Regions from separate parts of the Homo sapiens genome. Here regions 2 and 3 are each linked to region 1. Evidence: chromatin contacts called from ENCODE Hi-C or POLR2A ChIA-PET data. All regions are on one chromosome and are shown on one strand. The core of a region is the stretch at or near the end of the contact, and the rest is flanking DNA. Distances in the headings are between cores, read along the strand shown.

Region 1 (3,151 bases), core at 1-2,500:
CACTGGACTCCCCCTGGGCAACAAGAGGGTAGATCTAAAAAAAAAAAAAAAAAGGCTGGGCGTGATGGCTCACACCTGTAATCCCAGCAGTTTGGGAGGCTGAGGTGGGTGAATCATGAGGTCAGGAGTTTGAGACCATCCTGGCCAACATGGTGAAACCCCACTTCTACTAAAAATACAAAAATTAGCCGGGCATGGTGGCGGGCGCCTGTAGTCCCAGCTACTTGAGAGGCTGGCCAGGAGAATGGCGTGAACCCGGGAGGCGGAGGTTGCAGTGAGCCAAGATCACGCCACTGCACTCCAGCCTGGTGACAGAGAGAGACTCTGTCTCAAAAACAAAAAAAAACACAAAAATTAGCCAGGCGTGGTGGCATGCGCCTGTAATCTCAGCTACTCGGGAGGCTGAGGCAGGAGAATTGCTTGAACCCAGGAGACGGAGGTTGCGCTGCAACTAGCCGAGGTTGCAGTGAGCTGAGATCGCACCACTGCAGTCCAACCTGGGTGACAGAGGGAGATTCTATCTCAAAAAAAAAAAGAGGCCAGGCACAGTGGCTCAGAACTGTAATCCCAGCACTTTGGGAGGCCAAGTGGGAGGATGGCTTGAGCCCAGGAGTTTGAGACTAGTCCGGGCAACATAGTGAGACATCTCTATTAAAAAATAAAATAAGGCCGGGCGCGGTGGCTCACTCCTGTAATCCCAGCACTTTGGGAGGCCGAGGCAGGTGAATCACAAGGTCAGGACATCAAGACCATCCTGGCTAACACGGTGAAACCCCGTCTCTACTAAAAATAGAAAAAAATTAGCCGGGCGTGGTGGCGGGCACCAGTAGTCCCAGCTACTTGGGAGGCTGAGGCAGGAGAAAGGTGTGAACCCGGGAGGCGGAGCTTGCAGTAAGCCGAGATCACACCACTGCACTCCAGCCTGGGCGACAGAGCGCGACTCCATCTCAAAACAATAAAATAAAATAAAATGAACAAAAGCAAAAAAAACAAAGAAAGAAAACTAAAAAGGCAGTAGAAAGTGGAAACATGACGTTCCAGACATGACTTCAGGGCAGGTGAATGGGAGAGGAAGGCCCTGCCCTGCGGTGAGGTTCCAGTTTTGGTCGGGTGGGGTTTCGGGGCACTGGTCACCAGGCTGATTTTTCCTGTTTGCACCTGAAGTCGTCTCCCTGACCCCGGCTCTGTGTCTGGGAGGCCGGCCCTGCAGACGTCAGCTGTGCCCCTCATCTGTGCAGCTGTGGAAGGAAGTAACACCACTGCCTCCTCCAGGCCGGAAGCACCACGGGGACCCTCCCCACCCCGGCGGTCTCCTCCACGTCTGCTCTCTGTGAACAGCGTTTCATCCAGTCCCTGCAACTAAGCCTGTTGGGTACTTCATCTGCACCCTGCCTCCCTGAAACAACTGTGTAACTATATATGTTTTATGATTTACATTTTAAGATGCAGGTACGTTTTAACACACATCAAGTAATACTTGGAATTTTTTAAAAAGTACCTGGGCTTCCGAGCTGGCTAGTGGCACGACCATGGTTGCAGGTTCTGTAAGAGAAGAGGGAGTTAAGTTATTTGTCAGCATCCCCGGGACCCCAATAAACACTGCTGTCCCCCCACCTCCCCCTCGGGGACACACACCACAGCCCCACTCTCCGCCGGAACACCAGAAAGCTCACAGCAGGCCCAGCCACTTGGTCATTTGGACGAACACCCATGAGGCCCGGCTCGAGCTGGCTCTAAGCAGGACACCCAGGTACAGGGGCCGGGAGAGCAAGGCAACCCCTACTTGCAGAAGGATGATGGTCAGCTTGTGGACAGACCCCCAGTGCCCCACGCAGCAGCCCCTCCATGGTGACCACTCAAAGGCGAGTCAGGGCTGGAGAGCAGCCAACAGGTCCCACAGTCTGTCCCGGGCACTGCAGGAGGCTGCCCCTAGGGAAACATGGCTGGGAGTAAGAGTGAAGGAGGGGCAGGTGGAGTAGGAGGCCAGATGTGGTGGCTCACACCTATAATCCCAGCACTTTGAGATGCCGAGGTGGGAGAGCTGCTAGCAGCCAGGAGTTCAAAACCAGCCTGGACAACATAGTAAGCCCCTGTGGCTACAAAAAATTTTAAAATTACTTTGGGAGGGCCAGGCGCGGTGGCTCACGCCTGTAATCCCGGCACTTTGGGAGGCTGAGGCAGGCGGATCACAACGTCAGGAGATCGGGGCCATCCTGGCTAACACGGTGAAACCCCGTCTGTACTAAAAATACAAAAAATTAGCCAGGCGTGGTGGCGGGCACCTGTAGTCCCAGCTACTCGGGAGGGTGATGCAGGAGAATGGCGTGAACCCAGGAGGCAGAGCTTGCAGTGAGCCGAGATTGCACCACTGCACTCCAGCCTGGGCAACAGAGTGAGACTCTGTCTCAAAAAAAAAAAAAATTACTTTGGGAGGCTGAGGTGGGTGGACCACTTGAGGCTAGCAGTTCAAGACCAGCCTGACCAACATGATGAAACCCTATCTCTACTAAAAGTACAAAATACAAAAATGAGCCAGGCATAGTGGAGAGCACCTGTAATCCCAGCTACTCAGGAGACTGAGGCGTGAGAATCGCTTGAACCCAGGAGATGGAGGCTGCAGGTGGAGGCTGACCCAAGATCATGCCACTGCACTTCAGCTTGGGCAACAGAGCGTGACTGCATCTCAAAAAATATATAAAAATAAAAATAAAAAAATTAGCCAGGCGTGGTGGCAGGTGCCTGTAGTCCTGCTACTCGGGAGGACCTCTTGAGCCCAGGAGGTTGAGGCTGCAGTGAGCCAAGATTGCACCAGTGCACACCAGCCTGGGCGACAGAGTGAGACCCTGTCTCAAAAAAAAAAAAAGGCCAGGCACGGCAGCTCATGCCTGTAATCTCAGCACTTTGAGGTGCCACGGCGGGTGGATCACTTAAGATTAGGAGTTTGAGACCAGCCTGGGCCACATATCGAAACCTCATCTCTCCAAAAAATACATAAAAATAGCTGGGCATGGTAGTGCATATATGTAGTCCTAGCTACTCGGGAGACTGAGGTGGGAGGATCACTTGAGCCTGAGGGGTGGAGGTTGCAGTGAACCGAGATCACGCCACTGCATTCCAGCCTGGGCAACAAAGCGAGACTCTGTCTCAAAAA
Region 2 (3,063 bases), core at 549-3,048, 81 kb after region 1:
TGTTGGCATTTATAGGATAGATGAATTAAAAGATCAGTATTCATAATAAGTATCTTTCCCTGGAAAGAAGAATTCTTATTCCTCTCATCTAGTAAATGTTCCTTACATTGTTCAGACAAAGGAATTTTTTTTTTTTTTTGAGATGGAGTCTTGCTCTGTCGCCCAGGCTGGAGTGCAGTGGTGCGATCTCGGCCCACTGCAACCTCCACCTCCCGGGTTCAGGCAGTTCTCCTGCCTTAGCTTCCCAAGTTGCTGGGATTACAGGCACGTGCCACCATACCCGGCTAATTGTTTTGTATGTTTTTTAGTAGAGATAGGGTTTCACCATGTTGGCCAGGCTGTTTTCGAACTCCTGACCTCAAGTGATCCACCCGCCTTGGCCTCCCAAAGTGCTGGGATTACAGGCGTGAGCCGCTGGTGCCCGGCCCAGACAAAGGAATTTAAAGATGAGCATTGGAAACCCTGAATGTCAAAAGTAAAGGTGAAATGGCACTGCAAACCAGTGTTGTCCTTTTATAGGATTTTAATGAACGTCTCGTGTATAAAATAGTGGTTTTCAGGCTGGGCGTGGTGGCTCATGCCTGTAATCCCAACACTTTGGGAGGCCGAGGCGGGCAGATCATGAGGTCAAGAGATCGAGACCAGCCTGGCCAACATGGTGAAACCTGGTCTCTACTAAAAATACAAAAATTAGCCAGGCGTGGTGGCGCACGCCTGTAATCCCAGCTACTTGGGAGGCTGAGGCAGGAGAATCGCTTGAACCAGGGAGGCAAAGGTTGCAGTGAGCCGAGACTGCACCACTGCACTCCAGCCTGGGCAACAGAGCGAGACTCCACCTCAAAAAAAAAAAAAAATAAATAAATAATGGTTTTCAACTTCAGGCTTCACATTAGAATCAACTGAGAAGCTTTTGAAACTATAGATTCCTGGCCCCTTTCCAGATAAATTAAGTCAGAATCTGGGAGCAGCCCCTGAGGATCCAGGGTGCACGTATTTCCAGTTATTTCCTCTGAGGAACTTTGTCCCTGGTGCCAAGTTTTTAAAGAAAACATGGAGTTTGAGCTTAGGAGAGGGCAGCGTGGTTCCCACCCAGCATGCTGAGCAGGGACGACAGTCCTTGGAGCAGGCTGGTTATAAACATGGGAGGCTCTCATCTCCTCGGGGGCAGAGATGGACACGGTCACGCAGCACCAATAGTGTGTCTGGCTTGTCCAGTTGGTGTGCATTTTTGGTGGGAACGCCATTCCTGGCAGAGGCCTAGAGATGGGCTGTTTCACTGCCCGGGACCAAACCAGCCCTACCCCTGGGAGGCAGTTTTGTTCCTGCAATTCTGCTTCCAGACATTTAGCTCAAGGAAGCAGTCAGATGGCAGGAAGGTCTGCACATAGGCTCTTCCCTGGAGCACTGTGCACAGCCATGATCGCTGAGGGGCTCTGCACCCTTCCAGGGGCTGGACTGAGGTCCCCTGAACGTGGGGTTGTGTGTTGTGCCCTCCCAGGGGCTGGACTGAGGTCCCCTGAACGTGGGGTTGTGTGTTGTGCCCTCCCAAGGGCTGGACTGAGGTCCCCTAAACGTGGGGTTGTGTGTTGTGCCCTCCCAGGGGCTGGACTGAGGTCCCCTGAACGTGGGGTCGTGTATTGCGCCCTCCCAGGGGCTGGACTGAGGTCCTCTGAATGTGGGGTTGTGTGTGTGGGCTGTTGATGGTCTGTTTCCACCTGAGCATTTGCTCAGCCACTCACAGTGAAACTTGCGCAATGAAGAAACGGCCGGGTCACTCTCTGTTTCAGTTTCAGTTCCTCATGTTCAGATTGTTCTCAGAGGCCCGACAGCCTCTTTCTGAGGAGGACGTAGCCAGCCTTTCCTGGAGACCCTTGCACCTTCCTTCTGCAGACTGGCAGAGAGCTGCCCTCTCTCTCTGGACACACAGAACCTTCCGAGAGGTGTTGAAAGAGGAAGATGTTCACGTAGGTGACCGTTCCTTCTCCTGCATCATGCCACGTCCTGAGTCTAGGGTTTGTGTGTGCTCCTCGGGCAAGAACAGCAGCACGTAGGTGACCGTTCCTTCCCCTGCATCATGCCACGTCCCGAGTCTAGGGTGTGTGTGTGCCGACTGTCTCCTCGTCTCGAGTCTAGGGTGCGTGTGCCGACTGTCTCCTCAGAGGCAAGAACAGCAGCACTTAGATGGTTTGATTGGAATCTTGACTAAAATCGTTGTGGCCTCATGTGCAGCTCTTAAGAAATTATACAGATACTGGGCACGGTGCTCACACCTGTGATCCCAGCACTGTGGGAGGCCAAGGCGGGTTGATCACCTGAACTCAGGAGTTCAAGACCAGCCCGGGCAACATAGTGAAACCCCATCTCTACAAAGAATGCAAAAATTAGCTGGGCACAGTTGTGTGCACCTTTGGTTCCAGCTACTTGGGAGGCTGAGGCAAGAGAAATCACTTGAGCCCAGGAGGTGGAGGTTGCAGTGAGCCAAGATCACGCCACTCTATTCCAGCCAGGATGACACAGCAAGACCCTGTCTCAAAAAAATATATTAATAAATACAGAGAAACCCTGCTATACTTTCTCAGTTTCTCCCAACACGAACTTCTTTTTTTATTTTTACTGATATATTTTTTGAGACAACGTCTCGCTGTGCTCAGTGGTGCAGTCTTGGCTCACTGCAGCCTCTGCCTCCTGGGTTCAAGCAATTCTCATGCCTCAGCCTCTCCAGTAGCTGGGACTACAGGCGCCTGCCACCACGCCCGACTAATTTTGGTATCTTTAGTACAGACGGGGTTTCACCATGTTGTCCAGGCTGGTCTTAAACTCCTGGCCTCAAATTACCCACACGCCTTGGCCTCCCAAAATGCTGGAATTACAGGCGTGAGCCATTGCGCCCGAGAACTTGTTTTTTGTTGTTGTTGTTGTTTTGTTTTTTTTTTCTGGTGGAGTCTTACTCTGGGGCACAGTGGCGCAATCTTGGCTCACTGCAGCCTCTGCCTCTCTGGTTCAAGTGATTCTCCTGCCTCAGCCTCCCAAGTAGCTGGGACTACAGGCGCGCACCACCACGCC
Region 3 (3,402 bases), core at 234-2,733, 100 kb before region 1:
CACATATGGTGACCAGCCCAGGAAAAAGGTGCAGGAGCTACGCCTGGGGAAGCCGCTGGAAACCTCCTGGTGTTTAAAACATGGCCAGAGGAGCGTCAAGGAAGGCACGCTGGCAGGGACACCTCCGTTCTGCCCAGCAGCTGTACTCTAGGCTACCAGCTCTCCTCCGGGCTGTGAAAAAAGGCATCTTTTATTTGCCTATTTACTGACAGTCAGTGCCAGCCCCAGGCCTGGCGCACGGGCAGGGGATGAATGAGGGGAGGCCGCTGGCCTCGCAGCCTTAGCTTCTGCTCACACAGACCTGGGGATGCCGGCCACAGTGGCCGACTCTGAGCAGAACGCCAGCCTGCCCCTCTCACCAGGCTCACCCCACCAGTTCTGCACCCAGATGTGGGACTTGGCCTCAGAAAGGAGCGGGCAGGAAGTGGAAGAGTGAAAGCAAGAGGTCTGGCCACCCCCTGCCCCTCCTCTAGAGCCCACTGCTCTCATCGGGGAGGACCCCACAACTTAGCAATGAAAGGAAGCCGAAGAAAGCCGGCGGGGTTCCGGGGCACGGAGGGACCCTGGGCCGAAGCTCAGGACACGCGGGATGCACGGACCTGGCCTCCCGCGTCCTGCCCGCGGCGTGACCACCAGGAAGCGGTGTCATCACTGCAGCTGCCACCCCGAGAACCTGAGAAGTCACCCCGGTGTGCGGAGTCAACAGCGTCCTGTCTGCCCATACCTGCATCGCCTGCCAGGGCCCAGGGGCTCGCAGGGACAGGATGGCCATTCCTCTAGGGCTGCTGGCCACGGAAGCCTGGCCGTGGGTTCGGCACCTGCTGCAGGGAGAAGCCACCCCAGCACTGTGCCTCCCCACCCACCACACCCGCGGGAGCTCGCCCGGTCTCCCGGGCTCCTCGGGGGCAGGTCTCTCCCACCCACCCGTTCCACCGAGGGGGAAACTGAGGCTCGGAGCAGCCCAGGGCGGGGGCACGGCCACGCGGGTCCCCTGAGCCGCCCGGGTGCTCCGCACGCAGCTGGTGTGGACGCCGGAGCAGCGGCGGCGTCCCCGGGGTGGGGCGGCCGAGGTCTCGAGGCCCCTGCGCCGGGCGGGCCGCCCTCCCAGCCCCGTCCCCGCCGGCCCCGACCTCGCCGGCCCCGTCCCCGCCGGCCCCGTCCCCGCCGGCCCCGTCCCTCCCAGCCCCGACCCCGCCGACCCCGTCCCCGCCGGCCCCGTCCCTCCCAGCCCCGACCCCGCCGGCCCCGTCCCCGCCGGCCCCGTCCCCGCCGGCCCCGTCCCTCCCAGCCCCGTCCCCGCCGACCCCGTCCCCGCCGGCCCCGTCCCTCCCAGCCCCGACCCCGCCGACCCCGTCCCCGCCGGCCCCGTCCCCGCCGGCCCCGTCCCCGCCGGCCCCGACCCCGCCGGCCCCGCGCCGCTCACCTGACCGCCGCCTCGCATCTGTCTCCCGGCTGCGCTGGATCCGCCCGGCCGCCCCGCTACGCTGGATCCAGCCCCGCGCTCGCTGCTGCCGCCTCCGGCGCGGAGGTTCATGGCACGCGGGTCGCGAGTCTGCGAGCCCCGGAGTCCGCCCGGCTGTTCCGCGGGCCTGACCTGGGGCTGCGCGTCCTGGGTTTCCTCTCATCGCAGAAGGCCTGTGGCTGAAACCCAAACCCCAACACGTTTAAAAAAAATGGGCGGGCGCGGCGGCTCACGCCTGTCATCCCAGCGCTTCGGGAGGCCGAGGCGGGCGGATCGCGAGGTCAGGAGATCGAGACCATCCTGGCTAACACGGTGAAACCCCGTCTCCACTAAAAATACGAAAAATTAGCCGGGCGCGGTGGCGGGCGCCTGTAGTCCCAGCTACGCGGGAGGCTGAGGCGGGAGAACGGCGTGAACCCGGGAGGCGGAGCTCGGAGTGAGCCGAGATCGCACCACTGCACTCCAGCCTGGGCGACAGAGCGAGACTCCGTCTCAAAAAAACAAAAAGGGTGGCTTTTAACACTTTTTTTAACCTCAGTGGTTGAGGAGGAAAAAGGAACAGAGAACCACCGTGTGCAGGTGCCGCCAGCCACCTGCAGGGCCCCGCGGGGGCTTCACGGCTGCAGAGGGAGGGACCCGGCGCGGCTCTACCCTCTTTACACAGGAGGACGCGCCACACTGCGCTCAGGAGGCTGCTCCATGCAGGCGCCGGGCAGCGGGACTTCGGAGGCAGCTGGTGTCCGCGGGCCCTGGCGTTATTCCTGCTTTCCCGTTGTTTACACACAGAGCAGGCCTGCTGCTCCCCGCCCCCGTATCCCTACTCTTAGGCTTCTCGCGTGGAAGATTCAGCTGCCCCCGCTTGTGCCCGCAGGGAGGAGCTGAGGACAGATGAAGGCCAGCATATGCGCCTGGTGCGCTTGCCCTGAGCTCGCGGGCTCAGTTTACCCTCCCTGCAGAAAGGTGTGGTTTTGGCTGCCTCTGGGGCTTGGTCCACTTTGTTCAGTGGGCATGGTGATGACAGTGCCAGTAACTGGAGGCCTCCCAAGTGGGAGCCACACACCACCTTGCAGAGACCAGCTCGGTCGGGGAGACCCTAACCCGGCAGCGCTAGAGGAACTAAAGACACACACACACAGAGATAGAGAGGTGTGGAGTGGGAAATCAGGGGTCTCACAGCCTTCAGAGCTGACAGCCTCGAACAGAGACTTACCCACGTATTTATTAACGGCAAACCAGTGATAAGCATTGTTTCTGTAGATATTAGACTAACTAAAAGTATCCCTTATGGGAAACGAAGGGATGGGCCAAGATAAAGGGATGGGTCTGGCTAGTTACCTGCAGCAGGAGCATGTCCTTAAGGCACAGATCGCTCACGCTATTGTTTGTGGCTTAAGAATGCCTTTAAGCAGTTTTCCGCCCTGGGTGGGCCAGGTGTTCCTTGCCCTCATTCTGGTAAACCCACGACCTTCCAGCGTGGGCGTCATGGCCGTCATGAACATGTCACAGTGCTGCAGAGATTTTGTTTATGGCCAGTTTTGGGACCAGTTTATGGCCAGGTTTTGGGGGGCGTGTTGCCAACACCATCTCATTTAACCCTACGGAAGCCTGGGGGCCAGCAGTCACCTACAGGACAGGCAACTCCATCGGCCCCCCCAAGGCCACATCGCTCAGAAAGGGTGCAGTGAGATTCCACCCCAGCTTAGGGTGGCTTCGGACGCCGTGTCCCTCCATGCACTCAGACCTGGAGGGAGACTGCCCTGAGCCGCCGCTCTATCTGCTGCTTCAAGGTCCCCAGTCCTAGAGATTCCACGTCCACCTGGCCTCTCTCCCAGCTCCTCCTTCTGGAAAGGCCTTCCCCATCTCAGCTCCCACCTGGGCCCCACAGTACATCCTCAGCCTGGCAGTGAGAGGGACCCTGGGAAGAAGTCGGCCCCCACCTT

What was found. A loop is a pair of places that touch in the nucleus more often than their neighbours do. ChIA-PET counts read pairs that join two places held with the same protein, here RNA polymerase II (POLR2A). Pooled maps may share reads with other maps.
Region 2: a loop to region 1 is called in a pooled map, with 2.3 times the contacts of the local background. The contact joins two enhancer-like sites. A Hi-C loop is called at or near these places in 6 of 168 maps with a recorded cell type or tissue (ascending aorta, heart left ventricle, heart right ventricle and 3 more) and 2 of 50 pooled maps. POLR2A ChIA-PET finds 5 or more read pairs at or near these places in 6 of 52 experiments (GM12878, OCI-LY7, Panc1 and 3 more).
Region 3: a pooled map shows a loop between it and region 1 (2.6-fold over the local background). The contact joins the promoter of DEF8 here to the enhancer-like site in region 1. A Hi-C loop is called at or near these places in 2 of 50 pooled maps. POLR2A ChIA-PET finds 5 or more read pairs at or near these places in 4 of 52 experiments (B cell, Caco-2, common myeloid progenitor, CD34-positive and 1 more).

The regions. Positions count from the first base shown.
Region 1 is chr16:89,843,713-89,846,863 of GRCh38, reverse strand. SPIRE2 (spire type actin nucleation factor 2) reads right to left here. Exons shown (of 15, transcript NM_032451.2): 2 at 1,499-1,542. Among named protein-coding and RNA genes, the nearest start is that of SPIRE2, 17 kb to the right of the region's middle. Within about 2 kb of position 1,250, at least 2 of the 41 ENCODE cell types and tissues checked have a DNase peak (open chromatin) inside an H3K27ac peak, as active enhancers do; they include OCI-LY7, where a contact is called at or near this core.
Region 2 is chr16:89,763,791-89,766,853 of GRCh38, reverse strand. It overlaps FANCA (FA complementation group A), which reads left to right. Exons shown (of 43, transcript NM_000135.4): 28 at 1,788-1,964. Among named protein-coding and RNA genes, the nearest start is that of ZNF276, 44 kb to the right of the region's middle. RefSeq lists enhancers at 1,545-1,614, 1,775-1,884. Within about 2 kb of position 1,798, at least 14 of the 41 ENCODE cell types and tissues checked have a DNase peak (open chromatin) inside an H3K27ac peak, as active enhancers do; they include OCI-LY7, where a contact is called at or near this core.
Region 3 is chr16:89,946,836-89,950,237 of GRCh38, reverse strand. DEF8 (differentially expressed in FDCP 8 homolog) reads right to left here and starts at 1,483. Exons shown (of 13, transcript NM_001242818.2): 1 at 1,424-1,483; 2 at 725-821. RefSeq lists a silencer at 1,354-1,453 and an enhancer at 2,134-2,473.